Regions from separate parts of the Homo sapiens genome. Here regions 1, 2, 4, 5, 6 and 7 are each linked to region 3. Evidence: chromatin loops called from intact Hi-C (ENCODE). Cell type or tissue: PC-3. All regions are shown on one strand.

Region 1 (4,000 bases), 220 kb before region 3:
TATTCCATTATCATTCCATTCAGCACACACTTTATGTGCCATCTGTAGACTTGTATAATTGATTGCCACAGGACATAACTATTTTAAAAGACAATTAATTTGATTACCAGCAATGAAGTTTTTATCTATGCAAACTAGGAAAAGACAGTCTGATGAAGAAAGTAATCAAGTTTCCAAAATCAAAATGCAAGATGCACCATTCAGGAGGGTGGAGAGAGGAATTCATCATTTGGGAAAGGCTGGACTGAGAAATACTGCATTTCAGGAATTTCTGGTTTCTACTTCATCCACCAAATGGTAATTCTGCTTCTAGAAACCAGATCTTGGACTACGCTGAATATAAACCTCCACTATATGCATAACCTACTGTTAAAGATTTCATCTACTGATTAAGCCAAGGGAAAAGAAGAGAACATTGCTATTGCTGAGCACCTATCATGCACCAGGTAGTTTGCTAGGTATGTTTTATCTATCCTCTATTTTAATCCTCCCAACCAATTCGATAAGGCTGGTTAAGATGATCACACCTAGATCACACAGCTGGTAAGAGATTGGGGAAGGCTGAATAATAAACCCACTCAAGATATCCATATCATAATCCCTAGAACCTGTTAATGTTACCTTACATGGCAAAAGGAACTTTGTAGATGTGATTAAAATCAGGATTCAAAGATGGCAAGATTACCCTAGTAATCCAGGTGGCCCATAAATGTGATCATGTTATCCTCATGAAGGGGAAATTTTACTACAGAAGAGAAGGCGATACGACCATGGAAGCAGAGGTTGGGGTGATGTAGCCAGGAGCCAAGGGATGTCAGCAACCTTTAGAAGTAGGTGAGTCAAGGAATGGATTCTCCCCTGAAGCCACCAGGAGGAACAAACCCTGCTGACACCTTATTGCCCCTTAAAATGTATTTTGGACTTCTGATCTCCAGAAATAGAGGAAAATAAGTTTGTGTTGCTTTAAGTCACTCAGTTTGTGGTAATTGGTTACAGCAGCAATAGAAATGAATGCTGACAAGAATCCAGAATTCTAACCCAGGTTTACTCAAACCTGAAGTCTGATTTATTTTCAACTGCTTAACACTGCCTGTGGTTTGATTAAAAACCCTGGAATTGGGTACAAAAAGATTCATACCTTGTCCCAATTTGAATATTCCTGAGATTTAGAACTGAATATTAGATTAGTTCACTGAATTGTTGGTCCGATTAAATCATTACAATCATCTCACTTACTAAGAGTGATAGTTATAAACCATTGACTCAAAAGAATCAAAGAAATTCACCATTTAAATGTAGCTAAATTAAAGTCAGTTATTTTGACTCAGATAATGCCATAAAACTTTGGAACTTTGGGCTAAAATATACAGATATTGAACCAAAAGTGTTTTGATGCTTTTCACCTATATTCAGACAGCCATTAATTTTATACACCTAAGCTTATTCTCATCAAGAATCTTACAGACTTGCATATTGACTTTTCTCTGCTAACACACTCATAACAATGTAGAAATCTAAAAACCTGGATTCTGGAGATAGAAGAAGAATGGTTACCATAGGCTGGGAAGGAGTGTAGGAAGGTATGGGGGAGATGGGGATGATTTAATGAGTATAAAAAATAGAAAGAATGAATAATACCTAGTATTTGATAGCATAACAGAGTGACTATAGTCATTAATAATTTAATTGTACATCTTAAAGTAACTAAAAGAGTATAACTAGATTGTTTGTGATACAAAGGATAAAATACTTGACTCATTTTACATGATGTCATTATTACTCATTGCATGCCTGTATCAAAACATCTTATGTATCCCATAAATGTATACACCTACCACAAAAATTACAATTAAATTTTTTTAGAAACTTGGATTCTGTCATCATTGACTTTTCTATCAATTAGCTATTCAATTTTTATCATCACCCATCAATATCTCCAGGCCTCAGTCTCCTCATCTGTAAAATAGGGGAGTGGGCAGAAGCCTGCCAAGCAGATCATCTCTAAGGTTCCTTCCAGCTGTAAGATGGGATGATAGCAGAATTCTCACAGCAAAATTCCTAAGTGGATTTCAAATGTGCTTGTTAATGCAAAGTGCCACTAGAGGTCAGATTAAGTTTGGTAATTCTATCTGATCAGACATGGAGCTGGAGCAAAAGCAAAAGCTATCCTTAGGTTGATACCTTGCTTAGCAGGCCTGCACCTTCCCCCTTCTGAGCTGATGAATGTTGATCCCAGTGTTAGAATAAAATAGGAAAATCTCTGAAACCCGAAATTACATTCATTAATCTGTAATTTGTAATTGGCTGCTACCAGAATGCTTATCTTTCTTTGCTTGCCTGAATGTCGTTAATTAAATGTGTCACCTGAAGCTCTGGTACTTCGTGTTTGCTCATGTTACTGTGTTAATCAATCAGTCGCACAAAATTGGAAGCTGCTGAGAGAGACTGAAAACGTTACCTGCAAACTCTTTGTGCATCTGGGTGTAACTGTATTAAGAACATGTGATTATGTGCGGGGCATCTGACTCACAATACATATTCAAAGCGAAGTATAAAGGAATTAATGAAAAACAGAAAGAAGGAGAGGGGGCACACATTGTCCTCAGGTACGTGCCTTGTCAAAGCTACTGATCAGGACCAGTGTTAGGCACAACTGTGAAACCTGTAGAATTAGATATTTGTAGCTGCCGTTTTCTGTGTAGTTTCCCACCTTCCTTCAGCTCCCCGGCTTTCTCAGCATCCATTTCAAACTCTGCTCTCAAGAGACATCCAAATAATTCAAATGCAGTAAGATATAAAAAACTAATGATGTGATTTTGCTCTCACTTGCATTTTGTCTGAGAACAATGCCTATTAAAGGGTGGAATTCTAGAAGCAGAATTGTAATCATCTGGAAAGCTACTAATGTGGGAACAGAACATTTGCAAAATCATCCCACAGAGCCGACACCATAGGCCAACGGCAAAGGTTAGCCTTGCCTCCCACTAATACACACAGTACGAATTGCTAGTTATTCCCTTTTTTAAAAAACAAGTATTTATTGAGCATTCATTGTACATGAGGTTCCCAAATGCATAGGGTTGCTTCATGAGGACCCAGTGATTTCTCCCTGCATGACATACTAGGAAGCAGTGGAAGCCTCGGCATTATTTCTGTGGCAAGGCCCTGGGGAACAGGGATCCTCCTCCCCTTCCACTATCTCCCCTATATAAAATTAAATGTTTGTGGTAGCGGGCAGGAGTGAGCAATTCTGAGAGCGGTACCAAAAGGATGGATGTTCTGGCCTGACCACCCAGCAGGTGGCCTCAGATTATCCAGATAGTTCTGTGGTATGAGAACAAGGCAATATCTCCTAGTGGCTGTCACTCAAGAAGACCAGATGCCAATCTCAAAACCTCAGGGACCTCTTAATTTCTAAGGTGCTGATGCACTAATATTTGGGTTCACAGACCTGACAATTCTGCCTCCAGCTTCTTCTATATGAGATCACCCATCATGGCTATAGCCTATGTCTATCTTAAAACAGCTGCCACAAATCCTCAATTCCCTTTGATAAGTATATTCTCAGTAAACAGAAATAACACTTTGTATTTACCTAGTACTTGGTACTTTACCGAGTGATACAGAAAATCCTTTCATCTACTCTGTAAAGTTAAATACTATCATCCTATACATTGGCTCATATTTCATACATTTTTAGAGTTGGTAGATCATCTGCTCCACCCTCACCTCCACACTTAACCATCTTGCATTGTCCGATGCAATGTCTGACACTTCCCAAGCAAACCCCTTCCTTTCACAGCACTCAACACCGCCTTTCACAAGCACAACTATTTTATAGATGATGAAACTGAAATCCAAATACATTAGGTGACTCTCCCTAAAGCAGAACATATACAAGTGGAGGATCACAGTCTCAGACTAGTTAAGCAGTTTTCAATTTTCATCGCATTAAACCTCTCATCAGCATTCAACACCTTACTGCTTTCTTGAGCCATGT
Region 2 (4,000 bases), 170 kb before region 3:
TCAACTTGAGAATACATTTTCAAGAACAATATTTTAAAAAAGCAACGACTTGTAGTATATTTTGAATTTTGAATAATATATAGCTACCAGCTTTCAATTATAAATCAATGGAAATTTTATATTTCTCATTTATTTAACACCAGAGAGAAAAGCACTTCCACATGATTAGATAAAAACCCAGTTTTTGTGCTATCAGCATAAAATGACCTTCATGTTTTTCTCCCTTTTTCAGTTCTTCTGTTATATAAAGGAAAGATTTCAACAGAAACTTATGAAAGAAGACAGATCAAAAAAAATCCCTTATTTGGAAGTTAATGTGTGATGCCAGTTCTGAGCGACTACAATGGCTTTTAAAATAACTTGCATAAGCCCAGAAGTCTATGTAACAACTTTATGAAATGATCCGGGGTAAGATAAAAGAAGCATTCAATCAAAATCTAAGAATAAAGCCAAGGTTAAATTAAGCTGTGTTTACCAGAAGTTATGAATTAATGACAAAGGTATACAATTTTATATTTAAAAGTATATATATTACTTTAAATATTTTCTTTTAAAAAAGCTTTGTTACATTGTTTGTGTTTAAATAAAGAAACTTTTTATGAAAAGAATTTAAAAGTAAGAAAATACATTAATATCAGTTTACTGAAGATTATGCCTAGTTCCAGAATGTAGTCAAGGTACCTCATCACTATCCAATAGGAGCCTAACTAGTTAAATTAAAAAGTGATTTAACCTCCTTAAAATAGGCTCTGCAAATAGAAATGCTAAACAATAATTTCAAATAACACAGCCCCTTTTAGTATTTTTAACTAGTAGTCAGAGCTGGCTAAGAAAAAGGCATACTCAGCTAACACCTGCAGCATTGGATGAGAAAATTCTATCTCATCTCAATGCTGAGGTGGACAGGTATTTGTGGAAAGTCACTGGTGAGCAGTGTAGCTCTTCACAAACATGGGCTTTTGTCTTCTTCATACTCACATATTGACTCATGGATTTTCATGTTTTTCACTCTCTTTCTCACAGTTTTACCTCTTCTCCATTCAGTCCAAACCAGCCTCTACGAATCAGCCCACCATAGTCTAGGTACCAGCCTCAGTTCTACTTACACTGTTGCTGAGACAGAGCCTAAGAGGGAACTCAGTTGGCAATGGTTGCCAAGCCAACTCCAGCAGCTACTCGGGCAAGAATTAATAGTGAAGTCTAAGCCCATGAAACCCAGGTGGGCAAAAGGTCAGGTGCAATCCTACATGATAGAAGAAGAGAGCTAAGTTTGAAGAGTTGGGGGGTAGATTTCAATATGGCCAGAGATAAGATCCAATCCTAGCAACAGTCTACTACATTTAGAGGGATGGTGACTGGGGAAAGGGTAAAAAGCAACTGGCATCCTCAAGGACTACCATCAGACTTTATTTATTATTACAAACGAATGCCTCCAGTCATGATGGACCAATGCAGGCATCAGGTTATCTGAAGTGATGCCAAAGTGTTCTTATGCTATTGCCCACATTCTATTCTTCTAAGTAGGATATATCCATAAATAACCTCTTCTGAAGAGTTATAGAACTGTCACATTGAGAAAAATACCTGGAGGTCATAATAAGAAAGATATAATTGAATCTTTGTCTTTTGTGAGTAAACATCCTGATATGGTGAACTGGAAATGATTAATGCTTTTCTTCTTTCCTTGCCAAAAGACAGCCATTTGCTTAATTGAATAGAAATAGAAAAGCCTTTTTTCCATAAATGGAATGGAACTCAACTGGCTTTCATAGGCAGAAAAAAATGAAGCTCTCATTAGATTATTTATGGAAGTAATCCAGCTTTGGAATAATAACACTCTCCTAGTGGTTTTCCATGGAACTATGGCAATAGGTAGTTACATGCAAATCAAAGCTGGTTCAAGTGAATCCTCTGAAACAGGACTCCATAGATACCACAGAAATATGAGGATGTAACAAAAGGTGAATATATACAAGTAAAAACAAGGTGACATAAAACAAAGCAATGGAAAGGTTTTGATGGGAGAAGTAGATGCAAAAAGAAGATTTCTCATTTATTTTTTGGTAGAATATGGAAACCCTAAGTCTGACTATTCTGTTATGAAGCTAGTAGCCTCTGTGCTGTCTTTCAGCCCTGCCTGCTTCCCTTTGTGGTCGTGTTTTGTTTTTACATCCATGAGAATCTAATTCAAATAGACTTCTTGCACGCAACCCTTGTTTATTTAGATTATTTTAAAATCTCTGTCAAAGGAATGAGTAATTGAATTAATGTGTAACGTGAATACTATTTACCCTTTTTCCACCTTCTGCCTTCTGTCAGCTTAATGTCCTCCCATTCATTTTTTGCTTTCCAGAAGTTGAGGGAAATACCAATCATATGTGGGGAATTCTATTTTGGTACATAATAAGGGAATTTTCTTGATTGTTCATGTTCTGTGCACTCTAGGTTTTTTGGTGCTTTTTGTATCTTCCATAATCATTGAAAACTCCCCCAAAAAGCATAGGTTATTTTACTGTTACATTTATTAATAAAATCCAACAAACTTTTCTTTATAAATCCATTTTTTTTCTATCTTGTGTGAGTCTGGAAGCCACAATAATGTCAATATTGTCTTAACATTAAATCTTAGTCAAAGAGGACCGTGGCTCATTTTTTATGTATGCATATTTGATATGGCTTTGTTGTTTTGGTAAACAATTCAAACAGTACAGAAAAATACAAAAGGAACATAATTGTCACCTGAAGTTCAGCCCTCAGATGTTTCCAATGTTAGCATTTCTCTGAACATATGCCCCAATGTATCTCCGTGCCTACAGACACATATGGAAATGAATATACAATTTTATATTAAGGGGATCTTTCTATTCAGACTGTTTGAAGCATGGTTTTTTCACTCGACCATATCTTGGACATGTGATTCCATGCTTATAAAATCAGAACTCCAGCCAGGCGCAGTGGCTCACATTGTAATCCTAGCACTTTGGGAGGCTGAGGTGGGCGAATCACGAGGTCAAGAGATCGAGGCCATCCTTGCCAACATGGTGAAATCCCATCTCTACTAAAGATACAAAAATTAGCTGGGCATCGTGGCAGGCACCTGTAGTCCCAGCTACTTGGGAGACTGAGGCAGGAGAATCACTTGAACCTGGAAGGTGGAGGTTGCAGTGAGCCGAGATCACGCCGCTGCACTCCAGCCTGGGCGACAGAGTGAGACTCCGTCTCTAAAATTATAATATAATATAATATAATATAATATAATATAATATAATATAATATAATATAATCCTCGCAGCTTGCAAGGCTGAGTGTAATCTGGCCGTGTCCACTTTTCATATAGCATTGGCGACTTCTCCCACCTTAGTCATCTCACTGGCCTCCTTGTCATTCCTCAAGCAAACAAAGCTTATTCCTACCTGATGGCCTTTATATTTCTGCTTCCTTCCTCCTGGAATGCTTTTCTTTCCATTTTTTCTTTGAGAGACCACCTCATGCTTGACGTTTAGATCCCAGCTGAAATGTCCTCTATTCAGAGATCTCCCACGATGACTTTATCTGAAGGGGCTACTCAGTCCCTCTACATTTAATTACCCTGAGTTATTTTCATAATAATGTTATCTCTGTCTGAAGTTATTTGATTAAGTTGTCAAATGACTGGGACATTTTTAATTGAATCATCTTAACAATAAGGAGGTTAATAAACAAACCAACTGTACTTCAAGCAAATCAAGACATTATCAGAAGCCAAGACTCAAAGAACAATGGGCATGACTTTAGAATAACTTAGGGATCCTTGACTTACATCTACAAACATAAAAGAACAACTGGAATGTCATCTAGAGCATACCAAGAATTCTCACAGTTATTGTTTATAAGTTAAAGAGTTTAAACCATCCTGGTATAGATTTCTTTATTATAATATTTATAAACTGCAAGACAGTTGTCAAAATCTAAATTTTAGGTTACATAAGCTTCCAATAAGTAAAATTATCTTTATGTTGTA
Region 3 (4,000 bases):
CTTCTCGCTTCATTTCATTCATTTCCTCTTCCATCACGGATACCCTTTCTTCCAGTTGATCGCATCAGCTACTGAGGCTTCTGCATTTGTCACGTAGCTCTCATGCCTTGGTTTTCAGCTCCATCAGGTCCTTAAGGACTTCTCTGCATTGGTTATTCTAGTTATCCATTCATCTATTTTTTTTAAAGTTTTTAATTTCTTTGCCATTGATTCAAACTTCCTCCTGTAGCTCGTAGTAGTTTGATCGTCTGAAGTCTTCTCTCAACTCGTCAAAGTCATTCTCCATCCAGCTTTGTTCCATTGCTGGTGAGGAGCTGCGTTCCTTTGAAGGAGGAGAGGCACTCTGATTTTTAGAGTTTCCAGCTTTTCTGCTCTATTTTTTCCCCATCTTTGTGGTTTTATCTACCTTTGGTCTTTGACAATGGTGATGTGCAGAAGGGTTTTTGGTGTGGATGTCCTTCCTGTTTGTTAGTTTTCCTTCTAACAGACAGGACCCTCAGCTGCAAGTCTGTTGGAGTTTGCTAGAGGTCCACTCCAGACCCTGTTTGCCTGGGTATCAGCAGCAGTGGCTGCAGAACAGCAGATATTGGTGAACCACAAATGCTGCTGCCTGATCGTTCCTCTGGAAGTTTTGTCTCAGAGGAGTACCTGGCCGTGTGAGGTGTCAGTCCGCCCCTACTGGGGGGTGCCTCCCAGTTAGGCTACTTGGGGGTCAGGGACCTGCTTGAGGAGGCAGTCTACCCGTTCTCAGATCTCAAGCTGTGTTCTGGGAGAACCACTACTCTCTTCAAAGCTGTCAGATAGGGACACTTAAGTCTGCAGAGGTTACTGCTGTCTTTTTGTTTGTCTGTGCCCTGCCCCCAGAAGTGGAGCCTACAAAGGCAGGCAGACCTTCTTGAGCTGTGGTGGGCTCCACCCAGTTCGAGTTTCCAGGCCACTTTGTTTACCTAATCAAGTCTCGGCAATGGCAGGCGCCCCTGCCCCAGCCTCGCTGCTGCCTTGCAGTTTGATCTCAGACTGCTGTGCTAGCAATGAGCGAGACTCCGTGGGCGGAGGACCCTCTGAGCCATGTGCGGGATATAATCTCCCGGTGTGCTGTTTTTTAAGCCCATTGGGAAAGCGCAGTATTAGGGTGGGAGTGACCCGATTTTCCAGGTGCCATCTGTCACCCCTTTCTTTGACTAGGAAAGGGAATTCCCTGACCCCTTGCGCTTTCTGGGTGAGGCGATGCCTCACCCTGCTTCAGCTCATGCACAGTGCGCTGCACCCACTGTCCTGCACCCACTGTCTGGCACACCCCAGTGAGATGAACCTGGCACCTCAGTTGGAAATGCAGAAATCACCCGTCTTCTGTGTCGCTCACGTTGGGAGCTGTAGACCAGAGCTGTTCCTATTCAGCCATCTTGGCTCCTCCCAGCAACAAAGACTTTTTAAAGAGGAAAAAGACACTGGCTAACTTATCTAGATTTTAAAAAACTTAAACATTAGTAAATCAATTAAAGCATTACATTTTTTAAAATGCATCATGATTAAAGGATTTATTCCAAAAAATCAAGTTTGGCTTAACATTATCAGAATGTCCAGACAGGGCACGGTGGCTCACGGCTGTAATCTCAGCACTTTGGGAGGCTGAGGCAGGCGGATCACGAGGTCAGGGGTTCAAGACCAGCCTGGTCTTGAAACCCTGTCTCTACTAAAAATACAAAAATTAGCCAGGTGTGATGGCATGCGCCTGTAATCCCAGCTACTCAGGAGGCTGAGGCAGGAGAATCGCTTGAACCTGGGAGGTGGAGGTTGCAGTGAGCAGTGATCACACCACTGCATTCCAGCCTGGGCGACAGAGTGAGACTCTGTCTCAAAAAAAAAAAAGAATGTCCAATGTATCGCACTAAATTATAGATTAAAGGAGAAAAATTATATTATCAAGAAAAAGCAAAATATTAACCAAACACAAAAATCTGTTCATGATTGAAAAGAAGGAAAAAACCTTTCCACAAACTAGGAATAGAATGGACATTCTACAATCTAATAAAGACATCTATGCCTTTATTAGGCATAATGCATAATTAGGCATTAAGAAAACAAAAAGCTTGTGTTTTCTTAATGGCAAAATATTAAATGTTTTCTCCCTAAAATTGGGAACAGGGTAAAAATGTCTGCTTTTATTGTTTTTATTCAACATTATGTTTGGGTTTCAGCTTCCTTGAGCAGGGAGCTTGCTCTTGAGAGAAGTGACTTCAGCTGAGGCATTTCCCGCAGTGTGGACTGAAAGCTGAGGGTTATTTGCTGGCAGTACTCCCAGAACTTGGTAAGAGCTTCACTCCTGAGGGAGAATTTAAGTGCCTCATTACTGTGTCCATTACATATTTTGTTTCTGAATCCTCTACATGACCTGTTAAACACAATTATAAAATGAAAAAAATACCCAGAAACAGTGCTAAGAAAGCCCCTCAATAGAAACTGTGGGCAAATGTCCTTTGTAGCTCATGAAGAAGGTTGTCCCCATCAGAGGGAAAAAAATATGGCTGCTGAGTTTTAGAACATTTATTTAAAGATAGAGTTTTGTCTATTTACTTCTATCAGAAATTATCAGTGTGTCTATGACTCAAACTTCCTCTAAGTTTTTATGTTCATATATTCATATTCTTTGAGTCATTTGTTCAACAGTAAAATCATCTATAAAGTTAGTCTAATCCCAGCAAAATTTCCACCACAGCTTTCTTTTTTGGAACTTTTCAAACTAATCTCAAAGTGTTTGTGGAATAAAAAATTTGCAAAAATAACCAAAAACCTTTTTTAGAAAGAAATATATAAATGGTGTGGGGAAACATGCCTTACCAGGTATCAAAGCATAAAATAATGTTACAGGAATTCAAGAAGTATATATCTGCCCTAAATTTAGCAAAAAGATGAGTGGACCAATATAGAAATTACAAATAAGACTTATGAATATAAGAATTAACATTTTTGACAAGTAGTAAAATGAAGGAATGTTCCATAAATGTTACTAAAATATATCTAATAAATGCATTATTTTCCGACTCTATCAAAATTAAAAGTTCACAAACACTTCACATTTACCTAGAATGGATAACAGTGGATATTGACTATATACATTTACCGGATCACCTAGGCATCCATCAGAGCAACAGAGGGTAGAGGATAAATCCTACAAATATTCAGGGGCCTGTCACATCAATAAATTTTTTAGGGGGCTAGTGGCCTGAAGTATGCCATGATGTTACCTCCGAAGTAGAGGACAGATTCTTGTACTTTGCACCTCCCACCAAGAAGGAATACAACCCTTAATAGACTTGTTCAAGTTCTGGAGATAGTGTATTGCATATCTAAGATATTGGTTCTACCCATTCACTAGGATACATGAAAGGCTTCCAGCTTTGAGTAGGACCTCGAGCAGAGAAAAGCTATGAAATAGGACTAGATTCTGGTACAAGTGGCCCTGCTTTTTAAATTATATAACCAGTAGTCATTATTGCATTAGAGACATCATTAGTGGGGAAAGATGTTGTGCAAAGTTTATGACAAACACTAATGAGAGAGCAAGATTATGCTCCCTGCAGTGGAGAATTACTCAGCTTACAAATGACAGATTCTGCTGTTCCACTGAACTCTAGTAGAGATGAATAGCTTGTTCGTGGGACATTAAGTGGACAAGTGGCCAGAACTACTGATCATGAGCTGTCAGATCCACAAAATCATAAGGTCAGATGGAACCAGAAGCAGGCCATTAAAATGTGCAAGTGCCACATCTGGGATTTAGCATGAACAAAGCCAGAGAGTTCAAAAAGGACACATGAGCAGCTAGCCTAGATCTGCATGTCATTGTCATCCACCACTACTGCACCAACTCATATATGTGGTCACATAGCAATTACCATGTGACTAGCTCACTATGATCATTTTATGTGTCAACTTGACTGGGCCATGGGATGCACAGATATTTGGTCAAAGAGCATTCTGAGTCTTTTCATAAGGATGT
Region 4 (4,000 bases), 81 kb after region 3:
AACCCCGTCTCTACTAAAAATACAAAAAATTAGCCAGGTGTGGTGGTGCACACCTGTAGTCCCAGCTACTTGGGAGGCTGAGGCACGAAAATCACTTGAACCCAGGAGGCAGAGGCTGCAGTAAGCCGAGATCATGCCACTGCATTCCAGCCTGGGCAACAGAGCAAGACTCTGTCTCAAAAAAACTAAATAAACAAACACATTAACATTATATAATAGAGACACATAACAAAGCTGAAAATTATTTAATTAAAAAACTAATACAACTTTTACCAATCTATGGTAAAATGGATTTAAAAAAAGAAAAGTATAAATAAAATCAGGAATTCAAAAAGAAAAAACATTTGAAAACTTAGATAATACATTAAAATGTCTTGAAAAATATCACTTAACACAAATCCCTTCGAGTAAAACATGTTAATAGTTTTCTAACCATTAAAGATACTGGGTCTGCAGTCTAACCACTTGTATTGGCTTCTATGACATTTTCCACTCAAATAGTGCATATTTGGTTATTGAAGGCATATACTCGATTTTTTAAATATAATTACAATTTAACAGAAATTATTCCAATCTATAGAAAACAGAAAAAATACTCAATTCTGTTTCCGAGCTTTGTATAACCTTTATTTTAAAAACTGACAAAAGCAGTACAAAGAAGGAAAATAATAGGCCAGTTTCAATCATGAACATAGATGCTAAAAATTAAACATAGTATAAGCTAAACAAGTCACCCCAACTATTCTCTAATGTACTGAAATGTTCTAATTTCTTGACCCACTGGGTAGGTCATTGTTCCCACTGAGTGGGTACATTGAGTTTTGTAAACCATTATCTTTTAAGCTGAACAAACATATATTTGTTCAAATATATTTTGTGCACCCTTCCATTTATAGGATATATTTCATAATTTTGTTTTTTTGAGACGGAATCTCACTCTGTCGCCCAGGCTGGAGTGCAGTGGCACGATCTCGGCTCACTGCAACCTCTGCCTCCCGGGTTCAAGCAATTCTCTGTCTCAGCCTCCTGAGTAGCTGGGGTTACAGGCAACCACCACCATGCCAAACTAATTTTTGTATTTTTAGTAGAGACGGGGTTTCACCATGTTGGCCAGGCTGGTCTTGAACTCCTGACCTTGTGATCCACTCACCGCGGCCTCCCAAAGTGCTGGGATTACAGGCGTGAGCCACCACGCCCAGCCATATTTCATAATTAAAAAAAAAAAACACTATTCTCTAGAAACACCTGACACATTCATTCACTCTCATTAAACTTATTTGATGTCCATTGACCCTCTCAGAAGTCTGCACTTGGTGCTACACAAAGTGTGATTCAACACCTAGTAGCAGCAGCAGCAGCAACATCACATAGCAACTTGTTAAAAATGAATATTCTGGGCCCCACCACAGACCTACTAAATCCGAATTTCTGGACATCCAACTCAGGAATATGTGTTTCAACAAGCCCACCAGGTTATTTGAAGATTCACTCAAACTTGAGAAACACTGCTCTACATAACAGTGACAAGCAATAGAGGAGTTACAAGCAAGAGCCTGGGACTCGAGCCCAAGAGAACTTGAGCCAGAGGCAACTTTGCGTTCAAAATCACACCACGGCCTTACCTGCAGCACACATTGCACCATGTTGGGTTTTCCTTCTTTGAAGGACCAGCCTCGCCTTGACCAATCTTATTTCACAGTAAGGATGATAATTTTTCAATGACTCATACCTGAACATCTGTGTTAATTATATGGCTATTGTTCTTCAATTATATTACAAGATTTCTTCTCCACAATGGTCACTGTGGAAGCCACCCAGAATAAACTCGCTGCTGTATCTCTGAGTGAACAGGAAATGTGTTCATTCCAAATTATCCAGGAACAAGAACTCTCTTTAATTCACTGACTAATCAACCGTTTGTGGGAATACTCAAACATCCTCCTCCTTCCTGCCACCTCTCTTTTGTCATTTTCACTCCTCCCCAGAACCCTTGTAAATAAAGGAGAAACAATAGACAGTTACTTTCAAATAGGTTCCTCCGGATACCTGCAAATGACTGTGTGGGACTAGAGACCAGAACAGTTGGTCAGAACAAGACATCTTTTAATCATTGATTAAAATGCTCATTTTATAGATAGCTAAATTAAGCCTTAAGAAAGCTGAATAGTCATCAGTGATAGAATTAAAATAAAACATTTCTTTTTATTTTTATCAGATGTATACTTTCACATAATTTGAAAAGACATATCTTTTTTTTTTTTTTTTTTTTTTTTGAGACGGAGTCTCGCTCTGTCACCCAGGCTGGAGTGCAGTGGCATTATCTCCGCTCACTGCAAGCTCCGCCTTCCCGGGTTCACGCTATTCTCCTGCCTCAGCCTCCCGAGTAGCTGGGACTACAGGTGCCGGCAACCACGCCTGGCTAATTTTTTGTATTTTTAGTAGAGACGGGGTTTCACCGTGCTAGCCAGGATGTTCTCAATCTCCTGACCTCGTGATCCGCCCGCCTCCGCCTTCCAAAGTGCTGGGATTACAAGCGTGAGCCACCAAGCCCGGCCCGACATGTCATTTTTTTAAATATGAAAAACAGTAGCCCCCGATCTAGAGGAAACAATTTTCCACTCCTTCAGAGGATTCTTTGGAATTTATCACTATATCTCTAAATAATATGAGCATATTGTATTTCTTGATGTCTCGGTTTTAGTGATTGTCTACTGATTTTCTAGGAGGGAAGGTAAAGCTTTAGCTTTCTTTAACCCTCCCCTCACCCCACAGTAAACACATTCTTTCCGTTACTACCACCACCCCCCTCATTCACTTAATAGAGTTGCATTGAAATTTCAGCTAGATCAACATTCACTGTTTACATTATCATGACTATGTAAATGTCATTCACAGCTGAGACATGTAGTCAACTACAATTAATTCCATTTCCTGCACAAGCTTTTATTGACTGGGAATGGGAGAAAGAAGGACCCAGGTGAGAAGGAACTGCTGTTTGCTTGTTTTTTCTTATTTGCTCATAAGATGAGTAGTATATTTACTTATCATCAATTCAATTCCAAACTCTGTCACATATCTAAAACTCCCATAAACATTGTGAAACACAGTGTCAGATAGTCTGTTAACTTCATCTTCTTAAGAAAATATTTGGCTGGCAAGATGGCTGAATAGGAACAGCTCTGGTCTGTAGCTCCCAGCAAGATCAACACAGAAGGCAGATGATTTCTGCATTTCCAACTGAGGTACACAGCTCATCTCATTGGGACTGGTTAAAGAGTGGGTGCAGCCCACAGAGAGTGAGCTGAAGCAGGGTGGGGCATCACCTCACCCAGGAAGCACAAGGGGTCAGGGAACTCCCTCCCCTAGCCAAGGGAAGCCATGAGGGACTGCACCATGAGGAACAGTACCTTCTGGCCCAGATACTATGCTTTTCCCATAGTCTTCACAACCCGCAGACCAGGAGATTCCCTCAGGTGCCTACACCACCAGGGCCCTGGGTTTCAAGCACAAAACTGGGCAGCTGTTTGGGCAGACACCAAGCTAGCTGCAGTTTTTTTCATACCCCGGTGGTGCTTGGAATGCCAGCGAGACAGAACCATTCGCTCCCCTGGAAAGGGGTCTGAAGTCAGGAAGCCAGGCGGTCTAGCTCAGGGATCCCACCCCAATGGAGACCAGCAAGCTAAGATCCACTGGCTTGAAATTGTTACTGCCAGCACAGCAGTCTGAAGTCAACTTGGGACACTTGAGCTTGGTGTGGGGAGTGGTGTCCACCATTACTGAGGCTTCAGTAGGTAGTTTTCCCTTCACAGTGTACATGAAGACTCCAGGAAGTTCAAACTGGGCGGAGCCCACCACAGCTCAGCAAAGCTGCTGTATCCAGTCTGCCTCTCTAGATTCCTCCTCTCTGGGCAGGGCATCTCTGAAAGAAAGGCAGCAGCCCCAGTCAGGGACTTATAGATAAAACTCCCATCTCCCTGGGACAGAGCACCTGGGGGAAGGG
Region 5 (4,000 bases), 130 kb before region 3:
AACATGAGGAAAATTGGCAGAATTGGTGATTTTTAGCCTAAAATAGAGAAACCATAGGAATTCCTTGATACCTTGTCTTCAATAGGTACTTGAATAGTTATCACATGGAAAAGAGTTATCACATGGAACAGAAGATCAGGTCAGCAATGCAGAGAACTTACAGGAGATCAGATTTCCACTTGGTGTAAGAGAAAACAAAACAAGGAAAAAATAAATTGAATTCATAAAAACCTGCATATGAATGTTTATAGCAGCTTTATTCATAATTGCTAAAACTTGAAAGCAACCAAAATGCCCTTCAGTAGACAAATGCGTAAATAAATTGTGGTACATCCAAACAATGGAATATTATTTCATGCCATAAAGAAATATTTATCGGTCGCATGCGGTGGCTCACACCTGTAATCCCAGCTCTTTGGGAGGCTGATGGGGGCAGATCATTTGAAGTCAGGAATTTGAGACCAGCCTGGCCAACCTGGTGAAAACCCTGTCTCTACTAAAAATACAAAAATTAGCTGGGTGTGGTGGTACATGCCTGTAATCTCAGCTACCCAGGAGGCTGAGGCAGGAGAATTGCTTGAACCTGTGAGGCGAAGGTTACAGTGAGCTGAGATCATGCCACTGCACTCCAGCCGGGGCGACAGAGCAAAACTCCATCTAAAAATATATATATATATATTTATCAAGTCATAAAAAGCCATGGAGAAAACTTAAATCCATATTTTTAACTGAAAGAACTCAATCTGAAAAGGTTATGTACTGCATAATCCCAACTATATGTATGGATTTCTGGAAAAGACAAAACAATAGAGACAGTAAAAGGATCGGTGGTTGCCAGGAGTTTCGGGAGAGGGAGGAATGAATAGGTGTAGCATAGAGGATTTTGAGGGCAGTGAAACTGTTCTGTATAATACCATAAAGGTAGATTCATGTCACTATATATATACATTTGTCAAAACTCTTAAGATATACAGCACAAAGAGTGAAGCCTAAAGGAAATTATGGCCTTTGGTTGATAATGATATGTTGATGTTGGTTCATTGACTGTACCATATGTACCACTCTGGTGTGGGATGATGATATTGGGGGTAGCTATGTGTGTGTTAGGGGAAGAGTACATGGGAGATCTCTGTATTTTCCACTCAGATTTGCTGTGACCCAAAACTTCTCTAAAAATAATAGTCTACTAGTTAAAAATAAATAAATAAATAACAAAAAAGACATTGAACTCCTTTGTGAGGTAGCAATCTGCCCATCACTGTAAATAAAGGCTGAGAGAATGGCTGTCAAGAATACTACAGAAGGAATACCTGAATTATAGAGAAATTGTATGTCTAACCTCTACATTTTCTCCCACCTCTTAAGTTCCTATCATTTATTCATTCAACAAATACACTTTCTAGTTATTTTTAAGCGTGAGATATTTGTACCTCTGGGAATATGTGATGGTAGACCAGTAGATACCCAAAGCCACAGAGTATGCAGGGTGTATCTTCCAAGAGCATTGATTTTTTTAGATTTTTAAGCTAAAGCTTATTTTATTCACAGAAATTCCATTATTTATAAGCACCTTAGAAACAAACAGATGTTATGATTAATTTCCTTTTTCTGTTTCCCTCTTTGAAGTACATTATGGTCACACAGTATGTGCAGAGAGAAAGTAAAACAATTTACTTCTATTGTAGAAAAAAATTAATACATTTTTTGTGCTGATATGAACAGCAAAACTAAAGAAAGAAAAAGAGAGAAGCCAGACAGAATGAGCATGTTAATGAGAGAAATGTTAAATATGTAAAGATAATTGAATACAACTTGAAATCATGCAATGTCATAAAAGCATTCCTATTGCTACCTTCACATTACCAATAAACTGAAATTAGTCATATAACTCTGTTCTCTGCATGTCAGCGCACTTCATTCAAGCATGAAGACAAACTCACTGACAACCTAGAAAAATCAACATCCTTGACGTGTCTTTACACTGTTACAGGTATATGTTGCCTCAAACATCCTCATTCAATCAACAAAGTAATTGCTCTCCCTTCTAAGCTCCCACCCACTAAATTACTCTGAGAAATGCTTTTCAAACCACTCCCAGAGGACCATCACATTTTTCTTGGGAAGGAATTAGGAAACTTACTACTCTGCTTACAAAGCCAGTGGTTTTGGTGCTGGGGTCTGGTTTACAACCCTGGCTGGGAGACTGGCCTCAGGGAAGAGGGTATCCCAGCCCAGGGCTCAAGGACTAACTCATTAGGAGCCCTCCTTCCAGAAGGCGCTGTTCATTTACACCAACAGGTGTATGTATACCTGTTGTTTATGTCCATTTACAAAATTCTCCTAAAGCAATTTAATAGTGAAAGAAAACCTGGCACATCAAAAACCGGACTCCGTATTTACAAGATTCTATAGAAAGGTAAGTACACAAGATCTAGAGAATGCACTGGGCGTCTCCTTCCTGTGAATATTTGAAGTTTACATTTTTATTTTATTTAAGTTATGGAGGATATGTATTTGTTTTCTCTCAGTGCCATAAAAATAGTTTATCTACAAGAAATCTTACAAAAGTCAGGTCAGGACTCCTGCCTAATGAATAAAAACCAGATGTCAAGGAAACTTCTACCATAGGACTTTTGCTTCTATGCTTCTAATAATGGTGCAGAACTATGACTGCACCAATATTTTGTTGTTGATGGGTTTGATTTTGGTTTTGGGGTTTTGGTTTTTAGAATGGGGAAGTTTCAATCAGGAAAAGTAAGGCTAGAAGTAAGGTTTGTCTAGAGATTGGCCAGACACAGCGAGGAAACAAACTTGAGATTTACTGCAAGAACAAAATGCTTATCATACAAAAAGGGCTCCTGGAAAAGATGTGATGGATGTCATCGGGGTGCTTCCTCTTTCACTGAGAAATCAGGAGGCGCTCGAGTCTTGAAGATTAGACACACACAGGGGACCAAGCCCTCGAGCTCAATACCTGTAATCCCTGTAAATCTAAGAAGCAAGGAAACTGATGGTGTCTTTGGTTCTTTGCCTGTTTAGGGGGTCTCAGCAACTCCCTAGTAGAAGGCAGGATTTTCCTGTTACATGGCAGTGGTAAGATCAGGGCAATCAATAAACATCAGATACACAATAGATTACCTGGGTTTCTAGGTGTCAGAAGTAGCTGGTTTTCAGAGAGCTGCCAAATACTTTTTCATTCAGTTTTTCATTCTTTCAACAAATATTGTTGAATGTGCCTGGCACTATCCTTTCTAGTTATACAGCAATAAACAAGCCCTTTTCCTTCAAGAAGCTTACATTCTAATGGGGAAAATGAGGGAGGAGAAGGAAAAAGAAGGAACAACCAGTAGCTGCTGACCAGAGGTCCCAAGGTAGACCACCACAAAGTGCTTTTCAGTCCAGCATCCTACTATCCTCCATCCTCCCTATCTCGTAAAGCCTATGTAATTGGTGGAAGGCTCTAACTGGGTTTTCGAGACAAAAGGCTATTTTCCAGCAGCAGCCCAGAATTCGGATTACCATTTAGGAGCACTTCTATGGAACGTCAATATTAATTTCTGAGCTTGCAGGGTTGTCTTTCTACTCATCTCCATTTCCCAGGTTCCTATGAGTAGCAGTGAACATAGCGGAAATTGTACGAGCTTTAGAGCCACACCCACTGAGGAAGTTGGAAATTAGGTGACCCTGAATACGTTACTTAGTCTAAGTTTAGTCATATGTAAAATGTGGAAAATACCTAACTCATTATCTGATTATAAAATGAAATGATGTACAGAAGGTCTCTACTAGAGTGTCTGGCACATGGCAAGTGCTTTTGACATATACCTATTATTATTATTATTATTATTATAGGAGTTGTCATTTCCTCCTTAACAACTTGCCAAATTCCTTGCCAAACAATACCAAGAGATGAATGTATGGCTGTGCTAGCCCCAGGGAAGTGAGGAGTTATGAAAACCACCCTGCAGGGGCCTTCAGAATCCATGTGGCTGGGTGTACT
Region 6 (4,000 bases), 140 kb after region 3:
CTTCCCGAGTAGCTGGGATTACAGGCATTTGCCACCACGCCAGGCTAATTTTGTATTTTTAGTAGAGACAGGGTTTCTCTATGTTGCTCAGGCTGGTCTTGAACTCCTGACCTCAGGTGATCTGCCTGCCTCAGCCTCCCAAAGTGCTGGGATTACAGGCCTGAGACATAAGGAAGGACTTCAAAAGCAGCACCTATAAATGTGGCTCAAAGAATTAAATGATATATGTTCAAAGAATCAAAGTACTGGTTTAATGAGTGAAAAGATAGAAAATCTCAGCACAGAAATGAAATCTATAAAAAAGAGCTGTATAGAAATACTGAAACTGAAAAGTTCAATGACAAAAAGAAATCACAGTAGATCAGAGATGGTAGAAGAAAGGCAGTGAAGTTGAACACAGGAAAACAGGCCAATAGAAAATATTCAGGCTAATGGATGGAGAGAAAATAGATTCAAGAAAAATAAACAGATCCTCAGAGACCTTCAGGACAATAGACAATGGTATAAATAAGTATAATTAGAGACCCAGAAGAAGAAAATGAAAATGGGGCAAAATAATTTTTTAAGAAGTGATAAAAAGGCAAGCCACTGACTGGGAGAAATTCTTATAATACATATATCTGAAATACATTTATATCTAGAATATATATTTTAAAAAACTGTTACAACTCAATAAGGGGCTAATTATTTTAACAGACAAAAGCTTGAACAGATGCTTCACTAACAAGATATATGAATGGTAAGTAAGCACAAGAAGAGATGCTCAACGTCATTAGTCACCCCGGAAATTAAATCTATAAGATAATACTACACATGCATTAGAAGGGCTACTATTAAAAAGACTGGCAATACCAAGTTTGAGGGAAGATTGAGAAATCTCTCCCGCATTGCTATTAGAAGAGAAAAATGACACAACCACTTTAAAACAGAGTTTGGCCATTTCTTTTAAGGCTAAACATACACTTATATGAACCAGGTACTTCACTCCTAAGAATTTAAAATTAAATGAGAACATATGTCCACACAAATACTGTTCATATCAACTTTATTCAATAATAGTCCCAAACTGGAAACAATCGAAATGCCCACTAATATGTGAATGGTTAACAAATTGTGTTATTAGTGCAATGGAATTCTACTCAGCAATAGAAATATACTTTAGTGATCAATGCACCAATGTGGATTAATCTCAAAAATATCATGCAGAGGCCGGGCGCGGTAGCTCATGCCTGTAATCCCAGCACTTTGGGAGGCCAAGGCAGGTGGATCACGAGGTCAGGAGATAGAGACCATCCTAGCTAACAGGGTGAAACCCGTCTCTACTAAAAATACAAAAAAAAAAAAAAATTAGGCAGGCATGGTGGCCGGCGCCTGCAGTCCCAGCTACTCGGGAGGCTGAGGCAGAAAAATGGCGTGAACCCGGGACGCGGAGCTTGCTGTGAGCCGAGATCGCGCCACTGAACTCCAGCCTGGGCGACAGAGCGAGACTCCGTCTCAAAAAAAAAAAAAAAAAAAAAAATCATGCTGAGTGAAAGAAACCCAGAAAATAAGAAAATAGTACAGACTGTATGATTCTATTTATACGACGTTTTTGAAGAGGCAAAAACTAATCTACAATAATATAATAGAAATCAGATCAATAGCTGTGTGGAAGGAGAGATTGACTGCAAAGGGGCATGAAGGAAATTTCTGGGATGTCAAAAATGTTCTGTATCTTGACTGGGTGGTGGTTACATAGGTGTATACATTTGTTAAACTGTACACTTAAAATTTATGCATTAATTACACCTCGCAAAGTTGATTTTTAAAAGAACACTTGCATAACCCTTTAAATTAGGAGCCTTATTATCTTCATCATAATTCTTTAATGAGTCATTCAGCAATAAATTTTATAAGGAACAAGTTATTTATGAATCACACAAAGGCACCCCAAATGAATGTCTAATCATTCATTCATTTCTGTGTGCACGACTGGAGAAATAGATGCCGGTTAAACTAATAAAGCCCCTGCCCGTCATCTGTGATCCTAGGCTGCAGAAGAAACTGTAATGTAAGTTCTCATCTTGGTTCCAAGAGCTCTCGGCAACTATTTCTTGACCAGTCTCTGAAGTGAGTGTGTCTATTTATTTTAAACAAGTTGTACCATCTGAAATCGTGGCTGCTGCAGAGCTAAGGGGTTCTTTCCCTACAGCAGGGTTCCCCAACTCCAGCGCCATGAACCGGTACCAGCGATGGGCGAGCCAGCATTACCGCCTGACCTCTGCCTCCTGTCAGATCAGCCTCTGGCATTAGATTCTCACAGAACCGTGAACCCTATTGTGAACTGTGCATGCAAGGAATCTAGGTTGTGTCCTCCTTATGTGAATCTAATGCCTGATGATCTGAGGTGGAACAGTTTCATCCTGAAATCATCCACCCACCCACAGCCCATCCATGGAAAAACTGTCTTCCATGAAACTGGTCCCTGGGCCAAAAAGGTTGGAGACCGCTGCCCTACAAAATATGCCCCCCTCTCACAGTAGAGGTAAATGGCTAGAGTCTGGCAACACAGTAAGCTGATGCTACTACTGGTCAGATATGCTGTCCTAATCACCTTCTCCTGCTCCAGGACCCTTTTATAGATTCTTTTGAAAACACTGGCAATAGGGAAGCTACACTTTCCTTTCCTTGAAATTTTCCAGGCCGGGCACGGTGGCTCATGCCTGTAATCCCAGCACTTTGGGAGGCCAAGGCAGGTGGATCACGAGGTCAGGAGTTCAAGATCAGCCTGGCCAACTTGATGAAACACCATCTCTACTAAAAACTACAAAAATTAGCCGGGCATGGTGGCATGCACGTGTGGTTCCGGCTACTAGGGAGGCTGAGGCAGAAGAATTGCTTGAACCCAGGATGTGGAGGTTGCAGTGAGCCGCGATCATGTCACTGCACTCCAGCCTGAGTGACAGGGCGAGACGCCGTCTCAAAAAAAAAAAAAAAAAGAAAAAGAAAAAAAGAAATTTTCCCATCTGGAATGGGGAAGTGCTGGACAAAAGTGAGATATCATAAACTAAAGACACTGCTAGCCTGTGTAATGACCACACATCCTAAGACCAGTGCCCCCATTTATTGGAAAACCTCTCTTGCTGATTTGGAGCCTTAATTAAAATAGCAGGAAATGCATAAAATTGCACTATAAGCTCAAACCCTGTGTTATATATTGTATTAACTTTCTATTGCTGTGTAACAAATTACCCCTAAATTTAGCAGCTCAGAACACCACCCATGTGTTATCTCACAGTTCAGCAGGTCAGAGTCTGGGCGGGGTTGGCTTGACTCTGCATGAAGTAACACAACGCCAAACTCAAGGTGTCAGCAGGGCTGGGCTCTTATCTGGAGGCTCTGAGCAAGAATCTGCTTCTAAGCTTAATCAGGTTGTTGGCAGAAGTCAATTCCCTGTGGATGTAGGCCTGAGATTCCATTTTCTGTTTGGATATTTACAAAATACCTGTATTCCTTGGCTCATTGCCCCCTTGCTCCATCCTCAAAGCCAGTAATTGTGGGTTGAGTCCTTCTCAGGCTTGGAATCTCTAAGATTTCCTCTTCTGCCTCCAGCCAAAGAAAACACTCCGCTTTTAAAGGGCCCGTGTGATTAGATGAGTAGTTTCCCTATCTTAAGGTCAGCTGGTTAATAATTACTTTATTTACCTTTGCAAAATCACTTTTGCAATGTAACCTAACAGAATCACAGGAGTAACATCTGAGGCAAAGATAGCCCTAGGACCATCTTAGAATTCTGCCTACGATTCCAATGCTAGATTCTATCCAGCACCACTCACCTTCTTCGTGTCCTCAAAAATACCACTCACCCAGACATTTTAAAGTTGTATTTAAAAAGTAAATGCTGCAGTGGCACACACCTGTAATCTCAGCACTTTGGGAGGCTGAAAAGGGAGCATTGGTTGAGGCCAGGAGTCTGGCCTGGGCAATATAGTGAGACCCCCATCTTTACAACAAGAATAAA
Region 7 (4,000 bases), 200 kb after region 3:
GTGGGTAGATCGCTTGAGCTCAGGAGTTCGAGACCAGCCTGGCCAACACAGTGAAAACCCCGTCTCTACTAAAAACAGAAAAATTAGCCAGGTGTGGCTGTAATCCCAGGTACTTGGGAGGCTGAGGCACGAGAATCGCTTGAACACAGGAGGCAGAGGTTTGCAGTGAGCCAGGATCGCACCACTGCACTCCAGCCTGGGCAACAGAGCAAGACTCTGTCTCAAAAACAAACAAACAAAAAAAAACAACAAAAAAAGTTCATTCAAGTTGCTGCCAGAATTCAGTTACTTGTGGTTGTAAGACTGAGTTTCCCATTTCCTTGATGGTTATCAGCCAGGAGATGCTCTCCAGCTACTAGAAGTTGCCTATATTCCTAGCCATGTGGCCCCCTTCATCTTTAAAACCAACAACAAAGAATCTCCCTCACATGGAATCCTTCTTACACTTTGAATTTCTTCAGGAAGAACATGGCCCCTGTTAAGGGCTTATCTGATCTAAGGTCAGGTCTACCTAGGATAATGCCACTCTCTTAAAGTCAACTTTGTCATATAACATAATCAAATCATAGGAATTATATACCATCATATTTACATGTCGCTGCCACAACTCAAGGGGAAGGAGATTATGTAAGAGCATAGATCACTGGAAGTCATCTTAGTATTCAACCTGCCATAGCTACAAAGATACACACAAATGTAAAACTTCATTGTTCTTATCTATACTGTTGCTATTAGATCAAGTCTTATTCTAAACTCTCAGTAAGTTCCCCCAAAAAATATAACCTCAAGTTGTTGATGAGGTCAGAATCTGTCAAGGTCCCTGAGCCACTCAGCTGTGATAATCTGGGGACTACATTACAGGTACTAATGAAAACTCAGCAGTAATTCTGGCACTGGGAAAACCTGACATAAACCAGATGCTTGCTCTTAAAAAGGTAGTCAGCTAGAACTAAAAACTGTTTTTCCTTGCTTTTGACTGGAATTATGCCCACAAGTAGCAGTAGCACTGCCAATCTCAGGCAATCTAAATATGAATCTTAACAATAGTTTTACCTTGTAAGAATATTAATTAGCTAATACATAAATACAATTTCACAGGGAAAAAACTTCAAAATATAGGATTCATAAGTGAAATAAAAGTAGAAATACTGTAAACCCCTTCTAAGGCTAAGGCAAAGAAAATACAAGACAAGCCTCAAATATCTTGTGGTGCCAGAAACTAAGGAAGTGCTCAAAACAAACAAAAGGATGACAGCACACAGGATGACAAAAGGGCACAAAGAAGCCAAACTGAAAGTGTTCCCCAACTGCCAAAACTGGAACAATTTGAGCAAAAATAAAAGCAAATAAAATAATGATTGAATTGGATTGGATTATAATTTTTTTTCCTTCATTCCAAGGAATGAAATTTTCATGAGTCTACACTGATATAAATACTTAAAATGAAGAAGGGACAACTCTTCTTTGCAAAAGAATTCCAACTAATAAATGTTGAAAGAATGAGAGACATTAAAAGTCACAATTAGAATTCCACAGAAATCATTGCCACAGGCAAGATCTGATGAACCTTGATGAATGCTAAAATTAGTTGGTGAAAGTTTAAGCAGAAACAGAATGTTTGCATAGAATGAAGCAAAAGAAGGAAAAAAAATTATGAGCCCTTGATTTAGGGTCTTTGAATGCCCCCTGCTGGTCCACAGAGTGAAATTCAATGAAGTTCTGCCAAGCTGGGTTCCTTCCATAGTCCATAAATCAATTGCCCTTCTCTTTTCTTTCCAGTTATATACCTGTTACAACAAGATGGTTTTCCTATTCAAAACCAGGATATTCTGCTCCTACTAATTCATAGTTACTTTCTTCCTCTAAAAATATATCAAAAGGCTCACTAATTACCAAATCTATCTTCCCTCTAACCAGAAGAGTACATCATAAACCCACAGCCACTTCCTGGCTAATCCTCAAGACTTGTCAGGTACAGGTAAACTTTCCAAAGTTCCTCCCACTGACCATCCCTGGGACACCTAGGGACATCACAATAAGGGCAAGCCAGTCGAGTCTGTGAGAAGAAGGACAGATCCAGTAGTGGGAGACAGGGCCTCCTGAAGATGTCGGACATGGAGAGTGTTTAGAGCGCAGTACTACTGAAGGACACCTTGTCTACTGACATCTTGACCTCAGGGTTGAGGCCCAAACAGATAAAAGATAAATGTCTCATATATATATATATATATATATATATATATATATATATCCTCTAAAATTAGTAATTCATTTGGTTCAAGTAAATCAAAAACAGCTCTTCATCAGGAAAAGACTGGGAATTCTTGTGGCATATGATACTAGAGACAAGAGATATAAACTGGCAGTGCCCTGGCTGCATATGGGCCAAACAGATTTTATTTAGCCCATACAATATTTTCAAAGTCTTGAATTGGATGTCAATGTTCTAAAATATGGAGATATCACAGTTAAAAAATCAAAGTTTCTGGTTTCTCTTGGAAAAACAAATCTACGGAGCTGGGCATACAGGGTTTGTTTCTACATGGTAACAAAGCAGCAGAAACTGAAAAGAGGCTGCCCCTTGAGATGGTCCTTGCTCTTCAGTTCCTTCCCCACCACTCATACAAGGCTTGTGGCTAATATCCACTCTGCTTGATCCACAGGTATTAAATATCAAGCCCCTGCAGCAAAAGGGTTTGCCAACATCTGCAGAGTGCAGTACTATTAGTTAATATACTTTTAAAAGCTAGAAGGACCTTGCCCGCCATCTGCATAAGCCTCACTAGTAACATTCATCCCTTCTTTCTAAAAATCACGATAGCTAATTATATCTATTCTGCAAAATTTACATTTACTGCTCTGAATTTTGTTCTTTTACTATTAATATTCTACACCAATAAATCAGAGTCACCCGAAAAGTTTGTTAAAACTTTCTTGCTCAGCCCCACCAGCCAGGGTTTCTGTTTCAGTCATCTGAGATAGGACCTGAGAATTTGCAATTCTATCAGGTTGCCTGGTAATGCTGATGCCACTGATCCACAGACCACACTTTGAGAAGAGCTGCTATTCTCCAACCCAATGTTATTTTAAACATTTCCATGATAATTTTACCCATATCTCTAGAGCAGCAATGTCCAACACAACTTTTTGTGATGATTTAAACATTTCCATGATAATTTTACCCATATCTCTAGAGCAGCAATGTCCAACACAACTTTTTGAGATGATGGATAAATTCTACATAAAATGCTGTCTACATATAGTTATTGGGCATGTGTGATTAAATAACTAGATTTTGAATTTTATTTAATCTTAATTGATTTAAATTTGAATCACTACAAGTGACTAGTTGCTATCATATTGGACAAGGTTGTTCAAAAGACTCTTGAGGAGCCAAACAGAAGAGGGCTGGCAAGAGAAGAAAACTTTTACATGAGCTTAAATAGCAAAACTCGGCCGTGCACATGTCTGTAATCCCAGCACTTTGGGAGGCCAAGGTGGGAGGATTGCTTGAGCTCAAGAATTCAAGACCATCCTGGGCAACATGGCAAAAATTTGTCTCTGCAAAAAAAAAATGCAAAAATCAGCCAGGTGTGGTGGTGTGTGCCTGTAGTCCCAGCTACTCGGGAGGCTGAGATGGGAGGATCAATTGAGCCTAGGAGATCAAGGCTGCAGTGAGTAAAGATTGCGCCACTGCACTCCAGCCTAGGTAACAGAGCAAGACCCTGTCTCAAAAAAATAAAAATAAAATAACAATAAATAGCAAAACTCAGAATTATGCACATAAGATCTGATTTTTTTAATCAAACAGTACTTTTAATATTTTCAATTGTGCCCAGAAGTAACTATGGCATATAAGTTTTTGCAACATAAATGAAACGACAGAGCCTCAACCCAGTTAGTAAGAAAAACAACAAATCATCAAGCTTATTCTTTTTTTTACCTTTTATTCTCCTGGGAATCACAGTTACCCAATCAGGTCCACTGGAGTTGACTGGCA

Evidence for each region. Hi-C counts contacts between places; a loop is a spot of excess contacts. Peaks named below come from ENCODE experiments on the same cell type or tissue, not always from the same donor. Only the 100,000 strongest peaks of a DNase experiment are listed, where the experiment ranks them.
Region 1: it touches region 3 in a loop (6-fold over the local background); 10 of 110 quality-filtered maps call a loop at or near these places.
Region 2: it touches region 3 in a loop (4-fold over the local background); 2 of 110 quality-filtered maps call a loop at or near these places.
Region 4: a loop joins it to region 3, with 10 times the contacts of the local background. A loop is called at or near these places in 2 of 110 quality-filtered maps.
Region 5: a loop joins it to region 3, with 2.6 times the contacts of the local background. A loop is called at or near these places in 4 of 110 quality-filtered maps.
Region 6: it touches region 3 in a loop (3-fold over the local background); 3 of 110 quality-filtered maps call a loop at or near these places.
Region 7: it touches region 3 in a loop (5-fold over the local background); 4 of 110 quality-filtered maps call a loop at or near these places.

What each region holds. Positions count from the first base shown.
Region 1 is chr3:102,223,701-102,227,700 of GRCh38, reverse strand. No RefSeq gene overlaps it. Among named protein-coding and RNA genes, the nearest start is that of ZPLD1, 210 kb to the left of the region's middle. In PC-3, CTCF peaks have their summits at 2,091 (motif pointing right), 3,095 and 3,295 (motif pointing right); DNase peaks (open chromatin) are centred at 2,100 and 3,310; H3K27ac peaks cover 3,386 bases.
Region 2 is chr3:102,172,787-102,176,786 of GRCh38, reverse strand. No RefSeq gene overlaps it. Among named protein-coding and RNA genes, the nearest start is that of RDUR, 230 kb to the right of the region's middle. In PC-3, no CTCF peak of the experiment used is centred here; a DNase peak (open chromatin) is centred at 2,286; H3K4me3 peaks cover 291 bases; H3K27ac peaks cover 3,866 bases.
Region 3 is chr3:102,005,620-102,009,619 of GRCh38, reverse strand. No RefSeq gene overlaps it. Among named protein-coding and RNA genes, the nearest start is that of RDUR, 67 kb to the right of the region's middle. In PC-3, no CTCF peak of the experiment used is centred here; DNase peaks (open chromatin) are centred at 2,289 and 2,599; H3K4me3 peaks cover 671 bases; H3K27ac peaks cover 2,116 bases.
Region 4 is chr3:101,924,649-101,928,648 of GRCh38, reverse strand. No RefSeq gene overlaps it. Among named protein-coding and RNA genes, the nearest start is that of RDUR, 14 kb to the left of the region's middle. In PC-3, no CTCF peak of the experiment used is centred here; a DNase peak (open chromatin) is centred at 1,938; H3K4me3 peaks cover 1,145 bases; H3K27ac peaks cover 4,000 bases.
Region 5 is chr3:102,134,318-102,138,317 of GRCh38, reverse strand. No RefSeq gene overlaps it. Among named protein-coding and RNA genes, the nearest start is that of RDUR, 200 kb to the right of the region's middle. In PC-3, no CTCF peak of the experiment used is centred here; a DNase peak (open chromatin) is centred at 1,947; H3K4me3 peaks cover 667 bases; H3K27ac peaks cover 2,746 bases.
Region 6 is chr3:101,868,278-101,872,277 of GRCh38, reverse strand. No RefSeq gene overlaps it. Among named protein-coding and RNA genes, the nearest start is that of NFKBIZ, 21 kb to the right of the region's middle. In PC-3, no CTCF peak of the experiment used is centred here; a DNase peak (open chromatin) is centred at 1,977; H3K27ac peaks cover 2,188 bases.
Region 7 is chr3:101,807,070-101,811,069 of GRCh38, reverse strand. It overlaps NXPE3 (neurexophilin and PC-esterase domain family member 3), which reads right to left. Exons shown (of 8, transcript NM_145037.4): 6 at 3,944-4,000. Among named protein-coding and RNA genes, the nearest start is that of NXPE3, 30 kb to the right of the region's middle. In PC-3, a CTCF peak has its summit at 1,679 (motif pointing left); DNase peaks (open chromatin) are centred at 1,249 and 1,679; H3K27ac peaks cover 1,387 bases.